Regions from separate parts of the Homo sapiens genome. Here region 1 is linked to region 2. A link is an interaction called in ENCODE POLR2A ChIA-PET data of the cell type or tissue named here. Cell type or tissue: Caco-2. All regions are shown on one strand. Links, peaks and the distances in the headings refer to the core of each region. The heading gives the core; the rest is flanking DNA.

Evidence for each region. ChIA-PET counts read pairs that join two places held together with the same protein. Peaks named below come from ENCODE experiments on the same cell type or tissue, not always from the same donor. Only the 100,000 strongest peaks of a DNase experiment are listed, where the experiment ranks them.
Region 1: POLR2A ChIA-PET joins it to region 2 with 12 read pairs; 5 of 35 experiments call an interaction of 5 or more read pairs at or near these places.

What each region holds. Positions count from the first base shown.
Region 1 is chr3:13,307,032-13,309,938 of GRCh38, reverse strand. No RefSeq gene overlaps it. Among named protein-coding and RNA genes, the nearest start is that of NUP210, 110 kb to the left of the region's middle. In Caco-2, for the core only: a CTCF peak has its summit at 1,270; a DNase peak (open chromatin) is centred at 1,279.
Region 2 is chr3:13,483,518-13,486,424 of GRCh38, reverse strand. It overlaps HDAC11 (histone deacetylase 11), which reads right to left. Exons shown (of 10, transcript NM_024827.4): 3 at 2,861-2,907. Among named protein-coding and RNA genes, the nearest start is that of HDAC11, 4.7 kb to the right of the region's middle. RefSeq lists a silencer at 2,762-2,907. In Caco-2, for the core only: no CTCF peak of the experiment used is centred there; a DNase peak (open chromatin) is centred at 1,499.

The DNA of each region.
Region 1 (2,907 bases), core at 135-2,634, 180 kb after region 2:
CAGAGCGAGACTCCATCTCAAAAAAAAAGAAGCAAAACCCGAGGTCACAGGCTGGGTGATCGTCTATCACGTTGTTAAGTTTTCTGTTGTATGTAATTAGCAAATGAACCTCTGCGGAAGATTTCATAGCTCATCAGGCGACCACTTCCATTTGGAGAGGCTTCACTGAAAGCCCATAAAGACCACTGACAAGAACCAGGAAAGTTGGAAAGTGGAATCTGAAAGACCCCTTGCTTCCTTGCTTTCAAGCATAGTAGCTTCCTTGTTGGGGTCTTTCTCAGTGGACGGGGGAGAGTCGGGGGGCAAGAGCAGCGGCCAGCGAACCTGGTGGATGGGGCCCAGGTGCAAAGCAAATCCTGCCTCTGCCACTCACCTGCTGGATGACCTTGGAACCTTCATGTTTGAGCCTCAGTTTCCCTGTTTGCAAAATGGTAATTATATGACCTTCGTAGCATTGCCACGTGGGCGTAATTACTGAGTTGAACCACCCCTTCCCCCACCACAACCCACAACAGTGGTGAGCAAACATTTGATGCTCAATAAACGTGAACTTTTCTTCCTTTGTCTTCCTGGGTGGTCCAGGGAAGCCATCCCCAGTCTCTTGGGGACCGTGACACACCTCTCCAGGAGTTGTTTCTTAGCAGTAGTCCCCTCTGCCACTCACTGGACCAACAGAAACAAATCAATAATCAAGTCCAGGGGTCACAAACATGGATGCTGCCAGGCCAGGTAGACACACCCGAGCCAGGGGGTCAGATGCTGGTGACCTGGACTGCATGGCCTTGCCTGCTTGGCTCCAGCTGCTGTGGCCAGATGGGAACAAAGCCCCACTGGGGCCAATTCCTCTGGTTTTCCAGACTCCCCTCATCCACCTTTCTTGGGATAAAACCTAATAGATAAATAATGGCAATAAAATTCAACTTTTAAAAACTGTAAAAAACAACCTACAGTGAGCCAAAACAACTGTCCTTGGGCCACCAGTTTTTTTGTATGTGTTTTGCTGTTGTTGTGTTGTGTGTGTTGTTGTTGTTGAGACAAAGTCTCACTCTGTCACCCAGTGCAGTATCACAATCTCAGCCCGCTACAGCCTCGACCTCATGGGCTCAAGTGATCCTCACGCCTCAGCCTCCCAAACTGCTGGGATTACAGGCATGAGCCACCAAGCCCCACCTGGCCACCAGTTTTCAATGTCTGAATTTCTTCCTACTTGGTAAAAGCCTGGCATATGTGTCTCCACACTGCCTCCTCTGGCCCTGGCAGATATTGCTTGTCGCTCCCATCACTTTCCTGCAGAAGCAGAACTCCCTCAGTGCTCCTTACGACCTAGCATCCAGGTGGTCACCACCAGTCAGCGTGTGCAGTTAGAGCAGAGGAGGCCACCGTTGTCCCAGTCTACTCCAAACCGTCATTGCAGAGATGGGGAAGGACTGGCTTTAGCTCACCCATGTTCAAAGATGGTCTCAGCTTTTCCCTGGCAACTTGCCCAGGACGAACACAGAGGAAGAGAAAAGGGACTGGCTAGAGGAGGCTGTGCATGTTTCTTTTCTTTCTTTCTTTCTTTTTTTGACAGAGTCTCACTGTGTCACCCAGGCTGGAGTACCGTGGCGCAATCTCGGCTCACTGCAACCTCTGCCTCCTGGATTCAAGCAATTCTCCTGCCTCAGTCTCCTGAGTAGCTGGGATCACAGGCGTGTGCCACCACACCCGGCTGATGTTTGTGTTTTCAGTAGAGACGGGGTTTCGCCATGTTGGTCAGGCTGGTCTCAAACTCCTGACCTCTTGATCTACCCGCCTCAGCCTCCCAAAGTGCTGGGATTACAGGCGTGAGCCACCGCACCTGGCCTGTGCATATTAGGTTTCTGTTTTTCCCGTCAATATCATGGGTTTGGAACTGAAGCATCTTAAAATGGCAAATGAGCAGGTGACAGTTGCAGTTTCGGCCACCTGCGTCCACTTCCCACAGGGTCCCTGGGTGCAGTGGGCAAGCGGATTGTGTGTGAGTGTTGAGGGGAGGGCAGTTAAATGCGACAATGTAATCCCTTTGTTAAGTTTTTGTTTGTTTGTTTGTTTTGAGACGGAGTCTCGCTCTGTCACCCAGGCTGGAGTGCAGTGGCGCAATCTTGGCTCACTGCAAGCTCCGCCTCCCAGGTTCAAGCCATTCTCCTCCCTTAGCCTCCTGAGTAGCTGGGACTACAGGTGCCCACCACCACGCCCGGCTAATTTTTTGTATTTTTAGTACAGATGGGGTTTCACCGTTTTAGCTCCTGACCTCGTGATCCGCCCGCCTCAGCCTCCCAATATGGTGGGATTACAGGTGTGAGCCACCACACCCAGCAATCCCTTTGTTAAGTTTTAAGGAACGACTGAAATGGCAGTTCTAGCCAGAATGTGGGAGGGGAATTAAGGCTCAAGTTCTAAATTAAAGGAAAATTATTAAGAGCTGTTTCTTAGGCACCTGAGCTGGAGGCCGATTCCTGTTGGCTGCCAGGTGGATAATTTTGTCTCCAAGCCCAGAGAGTTGAGTTGCCATTATCGCCTCCTAGGGACGTAGGCGTCTGCTCCTGATGCCTGCCTGCCCATGTATTTATTCCACTGCCATTCATTAGCTCACGTTATGTGCTGGCAGCGTCCTGGGGGCGGGCTGGGAAGGGGCAGAGCTATGAGTCAGGTGGGGCTCCTCCGTGCGGGGCAGCGAGGGAGACAGCCCAGGCTCAAAGGACCTTCACAGAATGGAAGGTGCTGGAGCCTTGGAGAAGAGACTGCGCCCAGTTGATGGGGTGGAGGAGGCTCTGGGAGGGGGTGAAGTCGGAATGGGGCTGGAACAAGGGGCATCTCATGGGGTGGGGGAGGGGCAATTGGAGGCAAGGTCAGAAACTTCTAGGCTCCTGCAGGCACAGTCTTAAGCGG
Region 2 (2,907 bases), core at 106-2,605:
TGCTTCCTTAATTTTAATCTTCCACGACTCAAATGCAAATCCATGGTGGCAGAGAGCCCTGCTGTCTTATTCTCTCTGTACAGTTGGCATTCAATACAGATGTGTTGAATGACTGACTACTTCTTCATCTTTTTCTTTTTTTTTTTTTTTTTTTTTTGAGATGGAGTTTCACTCTTATTGCCCAAGCTGGAGTGCAATGGCGCAATCTCGGCTCACTGCAACCTCTACCTCCCAGGTTCAAGTGATTTTCCTGCCTCAGCCTCCCAGGTAGCTGGGATTACAGGCATGCACTACCATGCCTGGCTAATTTTGTAGTTTTAGTAGAGACAGGGTTTCTCCATGTTGGCCAGGCTGATCTCAAACTCCCGACCTCAAGTGATCCGCCCGCCTCGTTCTCCCAAAGTGCTGGGATTACAGGCATGAGTCACTGCACCCGGCCTACTTCTTCATCTTAATAGGTGCCGTAGAAACCATCATGTTTCTCCTTTTGTTCTGACTGCCAGGGAGCTCCAAGCCAAATATGCAGCTGGATCACCATCTTGGTTAACTTTTTCAGTGGACATACCTGAATTCTCCTCCTACCCTCAACCTCAGTTTTCTACTTGGGACTCTACCTGTTAATACTTTTATTATTTTTTTTAAGAGACAGTCTCACTCTGTCATACCAGCTGGAGTGCAGTGGTGCAATCATAGCTCACTACAGCTTCAAACTCCTGGGCTCAAGGTCTCCTGCCTCAGGCTCCCAAGTAGCTAGGACTACAAGTGCATGCCACTACACCCAGCTATTTTGTATTATTATATATCACATAGTAAGCTGCTTTCAGGCTTTTGGGGGACCAAGGCCAGGCATGCAGCCTGCCCAACACAGTTCCCCTGAAGGCCCCTCAAATGGGTGGGGCCCTGGAACCTAGGCCCCCCACCCCCAGCCTGGTTCAATCACACCATTCTGTTTTGGTTTCTCCCTGCCCCAGCTGAGCGCCTCCTGTCCCTTCCTTCCCCTCACCCTCGGGACTCTGGCAGGCATGTCCTCCTGGCCCAGCCCTAGGCTGTGGACTGTGACCACGCATGCCTGGGCCCCAGGAAACCAGGGCAGCCAAGCACTGGGCTTCCTGCCAAGGCCTCACACCCCTCTCTCTCCCAGGAGCCAGGTTTCAACCTCTTCCTGGTAATCTTTCATGTGCTCACACTGTCGTGGCCCTATCTAGAATTCTCACACCTCAGGCTGCGGTTGGGGAGCAGGGAGGCAGCAGCCCTGACTGGGAACCTAGAAGACTGGACTGGATGACCTGCCAGGGGTCTCCCCAAGGCCCGGCCAACTTCCCAGGTGACCTTGAGCACAGCCTCTTTCTGGACCTAGGCTTTTCCACCTGTGGAGCAGAGGGGCCTGCTGGCCTCAGGCATCCACTGTGGCTCTGAGTCTAAGGTGAGCTCAGCCAGGGAGCCTGGGGGTCAGGGCTCCCACACTCTTGGGGCAGATAACCTGAGGCATCCCTGACCCCACCCCCACCAAGGCAGGCTGGCAGTACCAGATTCCAATGCAAGCCCCCGCCCCAACCTCCCCTCTGTTCCTACAAAGAGCACTGAACTGAATGCCTCAGCCCTCAGAACTTCAGCCACTAATAGGAGCTGTGTCCTTCTCTGGAAAGAGGTCACAAGCAGGCAGCCAGTGTGCCCAGTTTGGTCTACAGGTGGGCTTTTACAATCTTATAATGAGTGCCACATTAAGAAATCAGGGCCGGGTGTGGTGGCTCACCCCTATAATTCCAGCTACTTCGGAGGCTGAGGCAGAAAAATTGTTTGAACCCGGGAGGCGGAGGTTACAGTGAGCTGAGATCGTGCCACTGCACTTCAGCCTGCTCAACAAGAGCGAGACTCAGTCTCAAAAAAAAAATCAGGAAATGTCACTTAATAATCTGGATTCCTGGCTTCTCTTTGAAGACCAGGTGCTCTGGCCATGCCGGGCCCACAGTGGAGCTGAGGAGCCGCCCCTTGGGAAGGGGCAGGAGTTCACCTCAGACTCTACCACCGGCCCTCCCACTTGTTTCTCTTCTCTGCTGAGCCCTGAGGGTTTCAAATTAGTTTTTAGACCAACAATTTTCAACAAAACTTCAGCAGAAGTACTTAGACCAGAGTCTTAAACTTCAGCCCAATATAAAAAATAGGGTGGGTGCGGTGGCTCACGCCTGTAACCCCAGCACTTTGGGAGGCCGAGGTGGGCAGATGACCTGAGTTCAGGAGTTCGAGACCAGCTTGGCCAACACGGCGAAACCACATCTCTACTAAAATACAAAAAAAATTAGCCAGGCATGGTGGCACGCGCCTGTAATCCTAGCTACTCACTCAGGAGGGTGAGACAGGATAATTGCTTGAACCCGGAAGGCGGAGGTTGCAATGAGCCGAGATCACATCACTGCACTCCAGCCTGGGCGACAGAGTGAGACTCCATTTCAAGAACAAAAACCAACAAAAAAATGAACAAACAAACAAACAAAATAGACCAAAGTGAAAGAGCTATGTATGGTTGGAGGACAGGGGCTGGGGTCTCGGAGGCGTGTCGACAGAGCACAGCTTGAAAGTCATAATGTAGAAGCCTAAAATTCTATGAAGGCTTTCATACGCCCTGGAGAAGGGGAGGACACCACCCTCAGAGTGGCCTGGCCCAAACTGAGGTCTGCCTTTTTATGACCTCTCTCCTTCTCTTGGGGACCACAGACTCCCATGTTCCTCCAACACTAGGGACATGAATGGGTGCCCTGTGAGACTTGGCTTCCCCAGGCTGAGTCACCTCCTGCCTCTGGCCACTCCTGGCCAGCAGCCCCCTGCCCCAGGCCCGCAGCCCCCCAGGCCCGACATCCTGTACCTTGAGCTCATTAAGATAGCGCCTCGTGTGCACCACCAGCAGGTCCT